2 separate regions of the Homo sapiens genome follow, and region 2 is linked to region 1. A link is a loop called in an ENCODE intact Hi-C map of the cell type or tissue named here. Cell type or tissue: sigmoid colon. All regions are shown on one strand. Links, peaks and the distances in the headings refer to the core of each region. The heading gives the core; the rest is flanking DNA.

The links. A loop is a pair of places that touch in the nucleus more often than their neighbours do. Peaks named below come from ENCODE experiments on the same cell type or tissue, not always from the same donor. Only the 100,000 strongest peaks of a DNase experiment are listed, where the experiment ranks them.
Region 2: it touches region 1 in a loop (4-fold over the local background); 14 of 110 quality-filtered maps call a loop at or near these places.

The regions. Positions count from the first base shown.
Region 1 is chr11:2,778,032-2,780,925 of GRCh38, forward strand. KCNQ1 (potassium voltage-gated channel subfamily Q member 1) reads left to right here. Exons shown (of 16, transcript NM_000218.3): 15 at 1-6. Among named protein-coding and RNA genes, the nearest start is that of KCNQ1OT1, 79 kb to the left of the region's middle. In sigmoid colon, for the core only: a CTCF peak has its summit at 1,300; DNase peaks (open chromatin) are centred at 300, 810 and 1,320; H3K4me3 peaks cover 864 bases; H3K27ac peaks cover 789 bases.
Region 2 is chr11:2,706,858-2,709,751 of GRCh38, forward strand. All of the region lies in intron 11 of KCNQ1 (potassium voltage-gated channel subfamily Q member 1), which reads left to right. Among named protein-coding and RNA genes, the nearest start is that of KCNQ1OT1, 8.3 kb to the left of the region's middle. RefSeq lists a silencer at 1,354-1,524. In sigmoid colon, for the core only: no CTCF peak of the experiment used is centred there; DNase peaks (open chromatin) are centred at 1,474, 2,016 and 2,298; H3K4me3 peaks cover 1,217 bases.

The sequences.
Region 1 (2,894 bases), core at 1-2,500:
GACAAGGTAGGCTCACGCGCCGGCCTGCGGTGGTTCTGGTTAGCGTCCTGGGGCCAGCAGGCACCTCCCTGTGGTCTGCGTGTGAACGTGAAGCTCCTGCAGGCCTCCCCACCTTCCCGCCAGTGCCTACTGCAGCCTGCCCAGCAACTCCCAAGAGGGGCCCAGGCCCACTGCCCACCTGGCGGGGCATTGGTCCCCCATGGAAGGAGCCAGGCCAGGCTGGTTTCTCATCCTCTGACAAGTGGCGTCTTTACTGGCAGGTGGCACCAAGTGCCCCCTCCCCCCAGCTCTTTCCCGCTGCCTCTCGTAGTCTGCTTTGTGCTCTGCGAGCCTCCTGGCTGTGTCCTGAGTGGAGGGTGGCAGAAGCTGGCCTCACATCCCAGCCTTCTCCTGGGCCCAGCTGTCTGGGGCCTCCACTTGGGGCCGGCCGAGGGCTCAGGGAGGTGCAGGGCCCAGCTGGGATGGGTTCATGGGAAGAGAGGCATCTTCTGTTCACCCCGAACCCACCAGGCCCCCACTCCCCACCAGGCTCTGTGCCCATCACTCGGTCCCTCAGGCCGGAGCCTCTCCCCCAGGCACCCTGGGAGCTGCCGGGGGATCTGGGCGGTGGGAGGGCCTTTCTCGGGCCCATGGCTGAGCCCACCACTGCCCTTTGAAGTCTCTGTGGTTTGAAGCGGGCTGTTATCTTGCCGAACAGCAAGTCCGTCTACATGGACTTTATCTGAAAGTAGCTGAGAGGCTAAAAATAGAGGAGTTTCAGTTGGGCAGGGAGTGCGTCTGCCGCCCGGTTTCCCTGGCAACGCCTGGCTCTGGCCTGCTTCCATCTCGGCTGCAGCCGGGCAGGCGGGGCAGGCACAGCCCGGCCCAGGCTCCTGCTCCTGCCCCACCCGTCCTGGCCCCCAGGACCTGCAGCGTCACCCTCTCCCCACCTGGCACCATCTGCCCATGGCCTGGGGCGGCCGTGGGGCCCTGAGACCAGCAAATTGGGTCATGCAGAAAGAGCGAAGGCTGGTGTTCAGGTGCCTGGCCCCATGGGGCTGTGTGACCACAGTACCCTGAGTCCCATGGGCCTGGCCACCCTCTGTCAGCACAGACCTGAGCAGGGCTGGTGCAGACCTTTGCCAGGCAGATGGCCCAGTGGGAGATAGCGCCCATCTGGCAGGACAGGAAGCAAGACCCGGGAGAGGTCAGCTCACAGGATTGGCAAGCTCAGAGGCCCAGAAGCCTTGGCCTCTCTGCTGCCCGGGGAACACGGTGTTTCCCTGGCTTTCTCTTTGCGCAAGGGCTGGGTGACTCCTGGCTGGCACACCCAGTACAGCAGGGCCGGGTACCCTGTGTTGTTGGCATGGCCAGGAGTTTCTAGACATCAAGGAAAGCCGTGGTAGAGACAGGGAGTGGCACCCAGTTCCCCAGCCTCCACTCCTGCTTCCATCTCGGCTGCAGCCAGGCAGGCGGGGCGTGAACATCCCTGACGTGCAGGAGTGTCGGTGGCCCTTTCTGGACAGCACAGGCTGGGGACAGCCCCCGCCTTTCCCCGCCACTCCCTGCCAAGCTCTGGTTCCATTGCCTACACTACTGTCCCAGACCTTTCTTACGGCTCTGCCCCTGCTCCATGGGACAGGCCACCCTCTAAGCCCAGACCTGGAGTCTGGCATCCTGCGGGGGTGATGGTGGGTGGCAGACAGGGCCTCCTGAAGTGCAATGGCCCCTTCCTGACGTGCACAGCAGCCGTCCAGCAGCCTGCTGGGGCCTGGGAACAAGGACACAGTCCTCAGTCAGCCAAGGTCGGTGTGGGGGCCTGCAGAGGGGCCAGCGCTGGCCTTGAAGGCACAAAATTATGCACCCAATTTCTTCACATCTGAGCAACAAAGGGAAGCATTTTCCGGAGTCCCTGATCCCTAGGGCAAGGTTTAAGAACAAGGCTGGGGCCACATCCTGGTGCCCTGTCAGGCTCTGAGCCGGGGCCACGAGGATTCTGGTAGATTCTGCATGCACAGCCCTGGTGGGCCCTGGCTCCCTGCCATTACATTCGAGTCCTCTGCCTGGGGTCTCTGAGGTGGTGAGTGGCACCCACAGTCGACACTAAATCTCAGCCCCGCTGAGGGGTCTACCTGGAACCTGGCTGCCCATCAAGGAGTTGACAGAGCTGTGCTGACCTAGGTGGGTAGGTGGTAGCCTACCCGGTCCTTGCCCTGCCACTGACTGGTGCACCCCTCAGGGACAGACCCTAGGAAAGGGCCTGGCTGGGCCTGGAGGGCTTGGTGGCACAGCCTGGCTCGAGTTTTCTCCGTTATCAGTGCAGCCATCGGGACCGTAAATACCCCAAGCGCAATCCTGCTGACTTCGGGAAGTAGGGGCAGGAAATCCAGCAGCCGCCCGGCCCTCGGAGGCCCAGCAGGCGTGCAGCGGTGCCAATGCCCGCCGGCCCTGCCAACCCCAGCCAGAGCCCCTGGCCTTCCCTACCAGCACCCTCCCCCACCTCATCCCGCTGGTCTGGCTGCCTGCCGGAAGGGAGTCAAGGCCCCAGCCTCCAACTGTTTTCTCAGCTCAGCTCAGCCCCTCAGCTGGGCTGTGCAGTGAGTCCCACCCCAGGCCAGCTTGCCTAGCCATAGGATGAGAGGTCTCCGGGATGCACAGCTGGCTGGCACCCCTCCAGGGAGGCCTAGAGTGTCCCCCTGCAGGGAGTTCACCAGTGCAGGCCAGCTGAGCTTGTTCAGGGCTGCCTCAGTTTCCCTGGCAGGGAGCCCTCTTCTTCCTTGGTGTCCTGGCCAGGGACCCACATTGGAGAGAGGGGTCTGGGGGTCTCCCTTCTCGTCACAGTCCTGCGGGCTCGTCAAAACTCTTGCTTGACAGTGCAGTGTCTGCTCCAACACAGACCTCCCAACTACCTTGCA
Region 2 (2,894 bases), core at 140-2,639, 71 kb before region 1:
AGCGGTTTTGACTCCTGCAGTCTCTAAGGCAGCAGAGAGCTGTGGCATTTTGGGTGGAGTGGGTGGAGAGGGTGCGTGATGGGTGGGAGAAACTGACAGTTGGAATGTGATTTAGGAAATGTAACGGGTGACCTTTTCTCCCCAAGAGAACACCAAATCCATTTCCTTGGGACATGGATAAGGCTAAGGGCAGCACCCACAAGGACCAGGAGCGGGGTTCTCAACAGCCACTTCTGTCCCAAATTTGTTTTCTATGCCCAGGAATGTCAAAGGGCCCTCTTGGGGTCAGCCACAGAGAAGGGGGAGCAGGTGTGATGGGGTGGTGATGGGATGCTGTAGGTGGATGAGAAGTAGCACCAAAGCTCACTACTGTTTTTCTCTTATCCCTGGGTCTTGGGGACAGGCCTGTGCCAGAAGCAGGGATTGCTTCTGCTGTAACGTCCACTGGAATAAAAAGCAGACATTGCAGTGTTGAGAAATTCCTTTAGCCCTCAGGAGGCAAGTTACAGAACAGGACAGAACTGCCCTAGTCAGGCCCTGCCTGGGCACAGAGCTGCCACCACTCTTCCAAGAGCCCTCCCTTTTGGGGACTGTGCCCCCACCCCACCCCCAGGCAGCCCCTGCCTCCAACCTTACTCCTAGCTGGTGTTCTGGGCCGTCAGTTCATAGGTCCAGCTCTGAGACCTGCCAGGCTCTCAGAGCAGCCTGGACCCAGGAGAGCGATAAATGGATGTGCACTGGCACACTCCAAGCAGGGAGGCTTTGTTTATCTCCCAATTAGTCCTGTAGCACTTAGTATGTCAGGCATGGTTCTGAGGGCTTCATCCACACTACCACCCACTGTAGAGATGGGAAAACTGAGGCATAGCAAGGTCAAGGGATTGGGCAGGCCTTAGGATGTAGAAGCTACTAGAGCTGGGCTGCACCTGGGTATCCTGGAGCCAGGGTCTATCCCTCCCCCTCTGCCACACGGCCTTGGTGTGAGGGACACAGCCCCTGTTTGCAGAGGCAGCTCCTTTCATGGAGCATGGGGGACAGGGCAGGTGTGCCTTGGCCCACATTTGGCTTCTTGAGCGCCGAACCTGCATGTGCCACCCCCCAGAGTTCCTGTGTGTGGCCGGGTGAATGTGCACAGGTCGAGGAGGTGGTGTGGGCAGCCAACCTCCCAAAGCACCAGGCCCCTCAGGGCTGTTCCCCTGTTTCCCAAGATTTCCCAAACAGATGGCCAAGATCGGGGGCACCCAGGAGACCACGCTCATGAATTGTTCCACTTGAACACAACATTGTTTTTTATGGAACTGGGCTGGGGAGTCCTCTGTGACTCTTTCCTCAGTAGGGAGAGAGCTCCTGAACCCACCGTGCACACTTCTTCAGCAGCCGCTTTGGAGACTTGACTTTGACACTCTTCTCAACAGGATCCCTTTCCTCACTGGTGTCTGCGGCCCGGGCCGCTGGCATGGCTGAGCGGAACTTGGCAAAGCAGTGAATTGGGAGCTCACTTAGGCACGTGGTCCTGAGGCTCCTTGCTGGCGTTTCTGTTTTGCTCCCTGCTCCTTTCTTTTCTTTGTAACTTCTCTTCAGGGCACCCACAGCCCCCGAGGAGGGTGGGGCTGAGGAGGCTGGAGGTGGAGCCCAGGCTTATCCCCCTGGTGGGCCAGGCAGGCAGCAAAGGGACCAACCCCAAGAGGGTCGGTGCGGAGACCCCTGGGGTGCACAGGGTGGGCAGTGACCAGAAGACTCACCCCAGGGCCTCTAATTTTGACCCTTGATCTGGGTCTAAGCACCTCTGAGCAAGAGGTGAGGGTTTCAGGCAGCCTCAGCTCTTAGGAGGCAGAAGATACAGTTTATACGCGGGTTGCGGGGGGCGGTCCATTTCCATCTCCCTGTTCTCTCCCCAGGCCAATGGCCAGGGCTAAAGCCCTCCTTGGGACATGTCAATAGCAGCAAACATTTTAAAGATGTGACATGTTCGAAGCCTGGCAACAGGGGCAGCTCCAGCTGTGCGAGAACATGGCTGGATTTACGTCTGCGGCAAAGCACCCGGTCACCTTTCTCTGCTTGGAGTGCAATCTTTTTTTGGAAGCCCTGCTGGAAAATCTGAATCTTGTGAGCCATCAGCTGTTTATAATCAGAGAAGCATATGTTTAAAAGAGCTGAGGGGCCTTATAAACTCCGTGTGCAAATTACCTTTGGGGCTGCCTGCTCCACCGCCCCTCCCTGAGGCTGCCATCACTGGCGAGCGGCTGAGTGTGCTGCACAGAATTCGCTGTAACCCTGTTGTGGCACGGGGTCTGTTTAGCTTTAGTCACGTCAGCTTGGCCCTGGAGCGTGGGAGCCTCCATCTCTCCTGCACGGCTTCCAGGCCCCCCCCACCCCCACCCCCCAGCCCCAGCTGCAGAGGACTTCTGGCTCCCTGTTCCTGGGCTTTCAGCATGAGAAATATCAAACCTGGGAACCGTGCAGCAAGAAGCGGGCAGAGGCTCAGACGCCAGGACCTGCGGGGGCTTCCTGGAATTGGGAGCCACTCTCGGTGTCTGCTCTGGTGCTACGGTCCTGCAGGGCTGTTTTTTTTTTATTTTGTATTTTTTGGTGTTCATTTTTGTTTTTGTAACAGCTTTATTAAGATAAAATTCACATACCATACAATTCACCCATTTAAAGTGTACGATTCAACGGTTTTTAGTACGTTCAGAGTTGCGCAACCATCACACTATCTAGTTCCAGAACATTTTCAGTGCCCCTAAAAGCAACCCTGCATTCTTTAGCCGTCACTCCCCACTTCCCTTCTCTCATTCCCCAGCCCCAGTCAGCCACGGCTCTGCTTTCTATCTCCACGGGTTTGCCTGTTCTGAACATTTCACATAGCTGGAATCACACACTAAGCAGACTTTTGT